Linked DNA regions of Mus musculus: region 2 is linked to region 1. Evidence: chromatin loops called from intact Hi-C (ENCODE). Cell type or tissue: left cerebral cortex. All regions are shown on one strand.

Region 1 (5,000 bases):
ACGCACTCGTTTCCCCCTCTGCCTGGAATGTTTTTCCCTCAAGGCTTCCTGTTTGTCACCTTTTCAAGGAGGCCCTCCACTGCTGCCATCTTAAAATTCTCATTTTCGGTTACACGGTCACCCTTTATGCATTTCCCCATTCAGTATACTGTACAGTATACATGCTTATGTGTTGGTTGCATTTGCTAGCATGTAACTCCCACAAGGGAGGGGGTGTGGGTGCACGTCCTGTTCTTTATCCCCAGCACTAAGAGACTTCCTTGCACAATGCAGACAACCTTCCTTAAAGGAATGAATGAGCCTAGGAAGGCAAGCAGAGTGCAGCACAAAGCACCTTACAGCTGCCAACCCAGGATGAAAGGTGCAGTCTTTCCATCCGCCCTTCTCTTGGTACCACATGCTGGTGAGAGAAGCCTTTCCTGTCTGGCTCCCTTGAGAACCTTGTTCTGGGATCTCTGCTTTGCCTCTGGGCTGCAGTCAGGTTCAGATCGCTACATTCCCTACCTCATACAAAACAGCACAACAGACACCACAGTGACCCTGCACATGTCCCAGAAGTCTTAGCTGCTGAGGCAAAGAACCAAGAGAACAGAGAAAAAGCTGGTGGAAGGCAGGGGGCTGGCTGCTGATGCACTGGGATGGACACAAGGTGGGGAGAAGAGGACTCAGGGCCTCGTAGGGATTACAACACAAGGGTGGAAGAGGTTAGCCTAGAGCACTCTGGCATGTTGCTCTTCTCCACATGTTTGAGGATAAAATATTAGACCAGAAGAAGGATACATTTCCCCACTAAGCCTCTGTGTCTACAATCCTGGATTCTCTCCCTTCATCCCAGAAGACCAAGAAAGAATTCATGAGATCAATACCTCATGCTCAAGGATGACGTGTGCGGAACAAGATCAAAGGCCAGAAGACATTCTACCCCTGCCTTTGGGATCCTAAGCCATCCTGCCAAGCTCATCCCCTCTCTAGGCTTCAGTTTCCCTTTCTGCCTACTGGAGCCACATGTTTTTACAGCATGAGGTTAGAGGGTGACATTCAGTAAGGAAAAGGCAGGTTGTTTTCCCAGCTAATCAGCACAGTCATATCTTAGTATCTACGTTTTTACACTGTGAGTTTACAGGATCTTCAGATGAACTAGAAGAAAAGATACCTTCACCTCTATGCTAATGGCCCCATACTGCCATTCAGGGCGGCACCTCTTTGGTCACCCTAAGAAGTTGGTAAGTCAGTAGTTCTTTACTCTAGGGGGACATTCATTCAAAATGACAATTAAGATTTGAGGCTGTGACTTAACCTGGTTGTCAGACAATCTTCTAGAAAGGAGAGGTTTGGAGACAGACACCAGAGTCAAACCAACTGACCCTTCAGAGTCTGATCCGTCCTCTGGACAGACGAATGGGTACCTGCATTCTCCACGCCCTGGTGATTATTCCAGATAACAGATTAATCCGAGATAACGGAATTCTCGGTAGATGCCAGTGAGTGGAGTGACTAATATTAACATCCTCACTCCTACTGGATACTTCTGTGACTCTGACACTGGCTTCAAGGCTTCACAGCACCTGAGCGGATCAGCAAAGCAGAGGGGACCACACAGATGTGATGGCTGTGTGCTGCAGCATCCTGGGGCCTCTCTGCTTATCTTTTGGGTGGGCCCCATGCCTTGGTTTATCCAGACTGTAAGAACAAAAGGCCATAAACTGTGTGGCTGAGAAGCAGGAAGATCTCATGCTCTGGAGGTTGGGAAGCCCAGGTTCAAGGCATCAGCAGATTTAGTGTCCAGGGAGAAAGCTGACTCCAGGTTCAGAGACTGATGTATCACTGTGTCCTCACATGGGACCTGACACCCCTTTCCCACAGACTCTAGTCCCATCATGAGGTTCTACTCTTGACCCAACATCACATCCCAAGGCCCCACCTCCAACAGCTGTCACTTTGATGATTGCACTGCAACATATGAACTCAGGGAACAACACATTCAGGCTGTAGTAATGGTGTCTGTCTTCTTGAGACTGTGGACTGCAGCTTGAGGAGATGCAGGGAGAAAGAGGAATGAGTGGGGGAGGGTTGGATACGGTGCACACCCACCAGGTGTGCACAGGTTACACACACCAGATCACTGCCCTCATCTCGCCGGGAAACTAGGAAAAGTTGCTAGCATGCATGGGTGCTTTTAAGCTGCATTTTCTAAATTATGTTAGGCATGCAACTCACTGTTAAATAGTCGATATGAGTCATGTCCGAGTCTCTGTGGGAGTTGTGGTATGGGTGAGGATCGAACTCTGAGTTAGACTTGTGGGAGATAAGGGTGTGCAAACACACAGCCAGGTGGGTAGGTAAGCGGAAGCAAGGATTTTCCCCGTGGTGAAGGGACTGGTGTTGGAAGGAGACTCGAGTCCTTTCTAGCTTTCCTGGAATACTTACTGATATACTTATGGGACGCCTGATGTGCTGGCTCTTAGCTGTGCATGGCCAGCCCGGCCTCGGGAAGAGAACATCTGGAGGCAGGGCTTTTATATAGCACAATGAAGATGCATGGTTGAATTCAAGGGAACGACTTTAAAAATAAGATGAATAATCATGCCTTGACACAGTATGCTCAACTCCATGGCTTTTGCCCAGTAGAAGAACTGCAGTCTTTAACTTTCCAGCACAGCAGAACATTTTCCTAGAGTGCCCAGCAGAGGGAAGTAGAGTCCAACACATGTTGTCCTAACACCTAAGTAGGAAAGGACTGAGACGTCCATCCAGGCCAGTTTGCAAAAGCACCTGCCTGCTTCTCTGCGGATAAACACAGGGACCTATTATCACCAGCAGATGCAATGGTACGTTCACAGTGTGTGCTTGAGTTCACTCTTCTTCTGGGGGGCCAGAATATGAAGAGAAACTATAATTCTGAGTGTGTGTGTGTGTGCGCGCGCGCGCGCGCGCTCATAAGTGTGCATGCACATATTGGACTGGGTGCACGTGTGCACGTGTATTTAGAGGTCAGAAGTCAACCTTGGGTGGTGTTTGCCAGGAGCTGTCTACCTTGTTTTTTGAAAGGCATCTACAGGATGTCTTTCAGTGGGTAGAAGTTGCTGATTACTTAGACTGGCTGGTCCCAGAGCTTCGGGGATCCTCCCGTTTTGGCCTCCTCAGCTCTGAGATGACAAGTGTGCACCGCGAGGCCTGGCTTTGATGAGTGTGCTCTGCAGATGGAACTCAGGGCCTCCTGCTTGTGCAGCTGGAATTTGCTGATGGAGCTGCCTTCCCCACCCCCAGGACAGACTGTTGTCGTTTGAGAAGGCCTGCTTCCTGACAAAACGTTCTTTGGCAGGGAAAAAGCGATTCTGGTTCTCACGATGCCCTTGCCCCTTCATCTGTCACACTGTGCAGATTACGCAATGTGGTTCCGAGAACTGGGCTTCCATGGAATTCAAGGGATATTTTGGTTACATTTCTCCTCTTTCTTTTCAAAAACAATTGTAAAGTTTGACAGTCTGAAGTTTCTAGGAATTCTGATAAGCCTTAATTTAGAAGGCTTGCTATTTTTTACCCTGTCAATAGGACTTAAATGCCTTTACCATGGAACCTTCCAGCAAGTCATGTGTTGGAAAGAGGATGAACCAGTATAGCAACTTCTTGCTATGAAAGGCTTCATGGTTTCATCTGCAGTTACAAGACAGTCCTTGAGTATCACAGGAGATTTGTAATCTATTTTGACTTGAAGTCCAGGCAATGATATAAGAAATATTCACTAAACATGGCTGCACTTAAGGCAAATATCTATCTAAAATAATAAGCAAGCACCTCCCCTTTGAAAGATGCTTGAGCAAACCCTCACCTCTTGCAGCTTGTAGCCCACTTCCAGCCTGGTGTCCGCATACTGGTTTGTAGTAAACTGCAGTATCTTCATAGGTGCACCCGTTTCTGCCAAAACTAACCAGGAGGACCTGGGGAAGGGCAAAATTCTCCCAGGCACCCCTTGGCTCTACTGCTGTTTTCCCTTCAGGTCTCACTTCTTTCTTGCCTCAGGCCTGTGAGCCACTGTTAAGTTTGGCAGTTGTTTCAAGACCAGATAGCCTGTTCTCCTTGCTCGCTGCATATATAGGTTTGCGCCTTCGTTTCCAGATTTCCCACTGAGAACAGGATGTCTTCCTCCCAGAACAGACACTGTGGTTTTCCGCTTCATGGATGCCCACTGAACGCTATTCTGTGAGGTTTTGGACGGAAGACAGCTTTACAAGGGGAAACAGACTTGATTGTCATTAGTGATGACAAGACAGCTCCGACACACAGCTGCTCCTTGTGCAGAGTCCCACAGTATGGACAGGCTAGTTCTGGTCTAACCACTGTAAGCCCAGCACTGTAAATCAGACACTGTAACTCCTTTCTGGAATGAGAATGGTTGTCAAGAAATCACTAGCCAGAGATTCAGCCTCAGCCCCTTGTCACTGGCGCTGTGTCAGCGCGCTGTGCACTGTGTCTCCTGGGCAGCCATTTGGTGGAACAAAACTGTTTCAATTGCATTTTCAAATGAGATTACACAAAGGCCATGCTTTTCTGAAAAGGAAAAACCTAAACTGTCATATTGAGGGGCTTGTAAGATTGAGATATGGCGAGTTCACAGGTTGACACGTGCTGTTTGATGCTACAGAGGAACAGGCAGTGAGTGCTGCTCTCCCCAGCACAGAAGGACACTAGTGGTTTTGGGCAGAATGTCCAATATAGAAGATGGAAGATACTGTGGTAGGTGTGTGTGTGTGTATGTGTGTAAGCCAGAGGCTAATTTCTGGTATTGTTTCTCAGGTGCTATGTATCTTGTTTGTATGGGGGAGGGGGTTGGGGGAACAGGATCTCTCACTGGCCTAGATTCACTGAGTAGCCTTGCCTGGCCAACCAGCCAGCTCCAGGTATCCAGCTATATCTGCCTTCCCAGCATCAGGATTGCAGGAGTGCACCACTCCACCTGGCTTTTTATGTAGGTTCTGGGGATTGAACTCAGGTCTTCATGC
Region 2 (5,000 bases), 280 kb after region 1:
AGGAGCGAGGGGCTCTGACTGTGCTGCCAGGCAAGTGTGAAGATGGCACTTGGAGCAAATGGCCCAGGGTGACTGAGCCATGGCTCCCTTCTCATAGGACACGCCCCCTTCCCAGGGAGGGGCCAGGGCATAAACACTTTATTTGCTGCAAAGAACAAATCTGCATCCTTTCAAGGGCATTTCGTCAAGGTCCTAGAATATGGATTTTGCAACTCAATTTAGGCCTGCTTTTCTTACATGCACTTTGGCTTATTACGGTCTGTCTAGGAGCCGCTGAAAACATAGCATGAGTTAATGTAACTTGAGTCCTGTTAGTTTCTTTTGGCAGAACCATCTCAAATCAACAGGAAATTGCTTTCCTGTGTTTGCTTTCTGCCGGTCGGATCCATTGCAGTTGCTGGCTCCCTTAGACTCTTCTTTCTTCATGAGTTATTCGACAATATGTCCTGCACTTACCCCAGCCAATCATGCTCTGTGACACATCAAGTCTACATATGACTTGTGACTTGTGTGTATGTGTTTGCTTACATTTAGAATGTGTGGTGATAACTCCAGGGGTGCAGTGCACAGGATGGCAGAGGCTCTGTCTCCCTGCCAGAGCCATCATAAGAACAGACTGTTCACACCTACCATTAATGCCACCTTTCCCACTGGGATGGGGAACCCGCCTGGCTAAGTGATGTGGAGTGAGCCCTTTCTTCTAGACAGTGGGACTGTGGCTTCCCTGCCAGGTGCTTCCAAGCCCAAATTCACAGCCCCTTCCTTGGTGGCTAAGGGAGCCATAGGTGTGCTCAGCTTGGACCTACATATGTAAGTGCAAGGCTCCTTGTGGTGAGAAAAAGGTGAGCCAGGGAAAACAGAGACAAGCTTGTCCCAGAATGCCTCGGGCCACTGTGGAACTCCAAGAAACTAAGAATTGCCCATTGGAAGTCGGCTTCAGTGTGTGAGTGGAAGAATGACCACATTCTCGTGAGGAACTCACTGCTTCCGTTGTTAATTGTGTACATTCATGTTGGAGGTGCAGGTGAGTAGCCGGGGGCAGAGAGACTTTGCCAGAGGTCAACCCAGGGCATCATTATTGAGGATTCCTTCACCTGGTTCTTCTAGACTGTGTCTTCCTAGGTGGCCCTGTTTGGCCTGGAACTCACAGAGACCTGCCTGCCTCTGCCTCTCAAGCAGGATTAAAGGTGTGTGCCACATAATTCCTGCCTTTCACTTTGTTCTCTGACTCTTTGTTCCACTTTGTCCCTCACTGGGACCTGGGCTTCACAGAGTAAGCTAGGTCCACCAGCCATCTTCTTGTTTCTGACTCCAGCACTGGGGTTATGAGCATATGACATTATGTCTATAGTTTTAGGATGGTGCTGGGTTCAAACTCAGGCCCCACGCTGACAAGTAGTTTGCTAACGAGCTACCCACCCACCCTGTTTATAACTATTAAATATACACAGAATATAGGCCTCGGTCTTCTTGTCATTAATTAAATTATTTTGAGGTCTGATCAAAGCACAGTTCTGTTTTTTAAAGGGTCTATCATTTAGAGTTACAGATTAAGACACAGACGAAATGAGATAAGTATTGGAATAATTATGGGTGAGAAGAAGCAGATGATATAGTCAAACAAGACTGGCTATGTGTTGAAAATGAGCTAAGTCAGGGATTATCAGGCATTTAAATGTGCTTCAACTCTTCCACTTTTCAAAAGGTGTATTTTTTAGGGACTGGGGACATGGCTCAGTTGGTAACGTGCTCAGTTCAGATTCCATCACTGTGTCAAAGTCAGGCATGGCGGTAGATGTTTGTTATTATAGATGTGGGGTGGGGGTAGGGTGGGATGGGGGGCTAGTTTATAGAGCTTATTGGCCAGCTGACTACCTGCATTGCTGAGCTCCAGGTTTGGAGAGAGCATAAAATAGAAAGCAGCGGAGGGAGACAAGTGACATTGCCTCTGTCCTCCACATACCACAGGTGAGCACATGTCTGCGTGCAAACCATGCACACACCCATGGGGACGTGTAGACACACCACACCACGCCATACTTCTTAATAACTTGAAAAATATTTTTATTGGTATATGTGTGTGTGTGCGTGCGTGCGTGCGTGCATATGCATGTATGATGCCCACGAACAAGTGTATGTGGAAGGCACAGTGTATACTGAGCTGTTTTCTGTCCTGTGAGTGTGATGTCAGTGTTCATCACTCCTCGGGTGCTGGGCTGTTGTTGTACAGGGGCCTTATTTCCCAGTGGAGGAGATTAAGGCTCACTGAGGACCCAGAGTCTTCCTGGAACCCAGCAGGGCATGTGAGGGAGGCTGAACCCAAGGCAGCAACAGTGGCTCTCCTGTGTCTCTCTGCCTAGTGCCACCTCCAGGTGACCCTATGGCTTCCTGGGCAGCAATAGCTTCATGTGGAGAAATCAGCACACTTGCGGGCTCAGCAGTCCTCTGATCGTGGTGTTTGGAGCCCAAAAGGGAAGGGGACTTAACCACCCTGAGCAGCCCACCCACCGCATGCCTCAGCAGGCTTTCCCCCAACATGGGAATGACTGATTGATTCCGGGAGACAAGCCGGCTGGTTCACATTGCCCGAGGAGATTTTCCTTATTGTCTTGTTTTGGGTTGTTGTTGTTTTCCCATTGGCTGGAAATTTAGAACATGCCACTCTAGGGCAAAGAATTCTCAGAACTCTACCCAGTGATTGCTAAGCTAATTTGCTGTCATAGCAACTTTAGAGTTTGCTCCACCTCCTCTCTTTTCCTGGAGACAGGTTAGTCTCAAACTCAGTACCCTCGAGCCTCAGTCCCTTGAGTGCAGGGATTGCAACCCCCAGATACCACCACATCTCTAAGCGGCCTCTGAATTTTACAGCCTCGCTTTACCTGAGGCTCACACACACCTGTGAGGACAACAGCCACTGTTGTCATCTGAAAGTAGACAACAGCGGCGTGAATGAGTCAAGGTCTCAGCCAGGTTTTACAGAGTTAGGGAGGGAGATAGAAGACAGTAGGTCCCTAGACGGCAGTTCAGTGCTTGCTTCTGGCAAATGCTAGTCTGCAATGCGCCACCTAGTGGCAGGATTCACATACAGGCTCAAGTGCGCCTCATTAGAATGACTTCAATCTACATGTGGACAGGAACACAGCGTCTTCTGTCTTGTCACTCTGCTGACCTTTACGCTGAGTCCACTGTTGAGCTAGAAACTGAGTCGCTCTTTCACGTTGCTGTCCACAGGAAGGAAGAAAGGAAGGGTAGGGCAAGCAATGTCCACTGAAAACAAACAGTGCATTCGGGTAGCTACAGCATCCCCTCTGCTGATAGCCCTCAGACCAGTGCTGGTCAGGCAGTGCATGCATAGCCAGGGCTTAGAATGAGCTCAGATGAAAGGTAGTCAAGAGCCGGGCGTGGTGGCACATGCCTTTAATCCCAGAACTTGGGAGGCAGAGGCAGGTGGATTTCTGAGTTTGAGGCCAGCCTGGTCTACAAAGTGAGTTCCAGGACAGCCAGAGCTATACAGAGAAACCCTGTCTCAAACAACAACAACAACAACAGCAACAACAACAACAACAACAACAACGAAAGGAAGGAAGGAAGGAAGGAAGGAAGGAAGAAAGAAAGAAAGAAAGAAAGAAAGAAAGAAAGTAAGTTAGTTAAGAAGGAAACTTACTTAGAAGAGGAGGACATCTTCTGTGCTGACGCAGTGTCTGGTCCAGTTACACATGACCCACCCACCCCTCCACACAGCTGGTTCTGTCCAGATCCTGTGCGATCTTGTCCATCCAGCCCACATCCAGGCTCCTCTTGGTCTGGAATCCTCGACCCCAGAGGCAAACTGGTCCACCTCTTTCTTTCTAGTCTGCTTCTCAGTGACAAGGAAGGCACTAGTGGGATAGGGCAAGGGAGCCTTGGATATTAAAGTTTTGTCTCCACAGGATCCCTGGGGACCCGAGGTCCATGCCCACACTGTCTTCTAGCCACAAGAGTGACTTCTTTGCCTGCAGGATTGGGTTAGAGTCATTCCATCACAGCTAACTTCCAGTCTACATAAGACGTTTCTTCCTGCAAATGGTCTGTAACTTACACAAACCACTTTGTGGGTCAGAATCTAGCTAGTCACACGTAACTGCAGTGGGTTCTGGGAAGTATACTTTCTAATCTGCAGGTCATACACCCAGCTGTCCTTAGTAAAGGGTTTCATTGATTAAGAGAGGAAGGGAAGAAGTAGTGAGGTACAGTTCAGCGTTTGTGCCCCCTCTAGCCTGGGATGTAATTCCCTGTAATCTTTACTGTCCAGAAACGAGGCATTTTCTGTATCTCAGAATCCTGCCACCAGCCCAGACGTCATAAGAGCATTCATTGGAATGCTATCCTTTCTTTAGGTTGGGCACTGAAACGAAGGGTCCCACTAGTCCAGATCATTGGTAGCTATAACAACAGACTGCCTGTCATTTATCCGGCTTCCATTTTGTGCTAATTACTCTTTGAAATGATCTCCATTGGCTCAATCTTCACAGCCCCCCTGGGGGCACGTATTCAGACAACTCTGTTCTCTGTCAGGAGAGGCTTCTAAAGGCCAAAATTTAGGGACCTTTCTCACCACCTCTCTAATTCCCCAGGTTTGCTCCGACCCAGTCCCTTAGGAAGAAGGTGAGAAGGTGGTCTTTTGCAATGCGCAAGGACACCCGTGAGCATGCTAAGCAGCTCAATTAACTCTGAGTTTGTTGTAGGATCAGTATGTCGTGGAAAGTAGAACTCTCCGAAGAAGAGAACATGTGCATCTGGGAGATCAGGGAGCTGCCTGGAATCAGAAGCCCGGATTTGACCTTTGCCCACATTTATTTCTGTCTCCCACACTAAATATTACTATTGGGCATGTGCGTTCTGTGCTCTCTCACTAGCATAGTCATAAACACAGTTAACTTAAAAACAAATACAGAAGTGTGTTTGGCTTATTAGACATCCTTGCTTAATGGAATGCATGACCCCCCAAAGCCAGGAAGCAG

Evidence for each region. Peaks named below come from ENCODE experiments on the same cell type or tissue, not always from the same donor. Only the 100,000 strongest peaks of a DNase experiment are listed, where the experiment ranks them.
Region 2: it touches region 1 in a loop (2.8-fold over the local background); 4 of 42 quality-filtered maps call a loop at or near these places.

Annotation. Positions count from the first base shown.
Region 1 is chr2:6,190,494-6,195,493 of GRCm38, forward strand. All of the region lies in intron 4 of Echdc3 (enoyl Coenzyme A hydratase domain containing 3), which reads right to left. It overlaps A230108P19Rik (RIKEN cDNA A230108P19 gene), which reads left to right and starts at 2,758. Exons shown (of 7, transcript NR_040333.1): 1 at 2,758-2,828. In left cerebral cortex, a CTCF peak has its summit at 2,683 (motif pointing right); a DNase peak (open chromatin) is centred at 2,694.
Region 2 is chr2:6,466,290-6,471,289 of GRCm38, forward strand. All of the region lies in intron 1 of Gm13391 (a long non-coding RNA gene), which reads left to right. Among named protein-coding and RNA genes, the nearest start is that of Gm13391, 2.7 kb to the left of the region's middle. In left cerebral cortex, a CTCF peak has its summit at 3,065 (motif pointing left); a DNase peak (open chromatin) is centred at 3,055.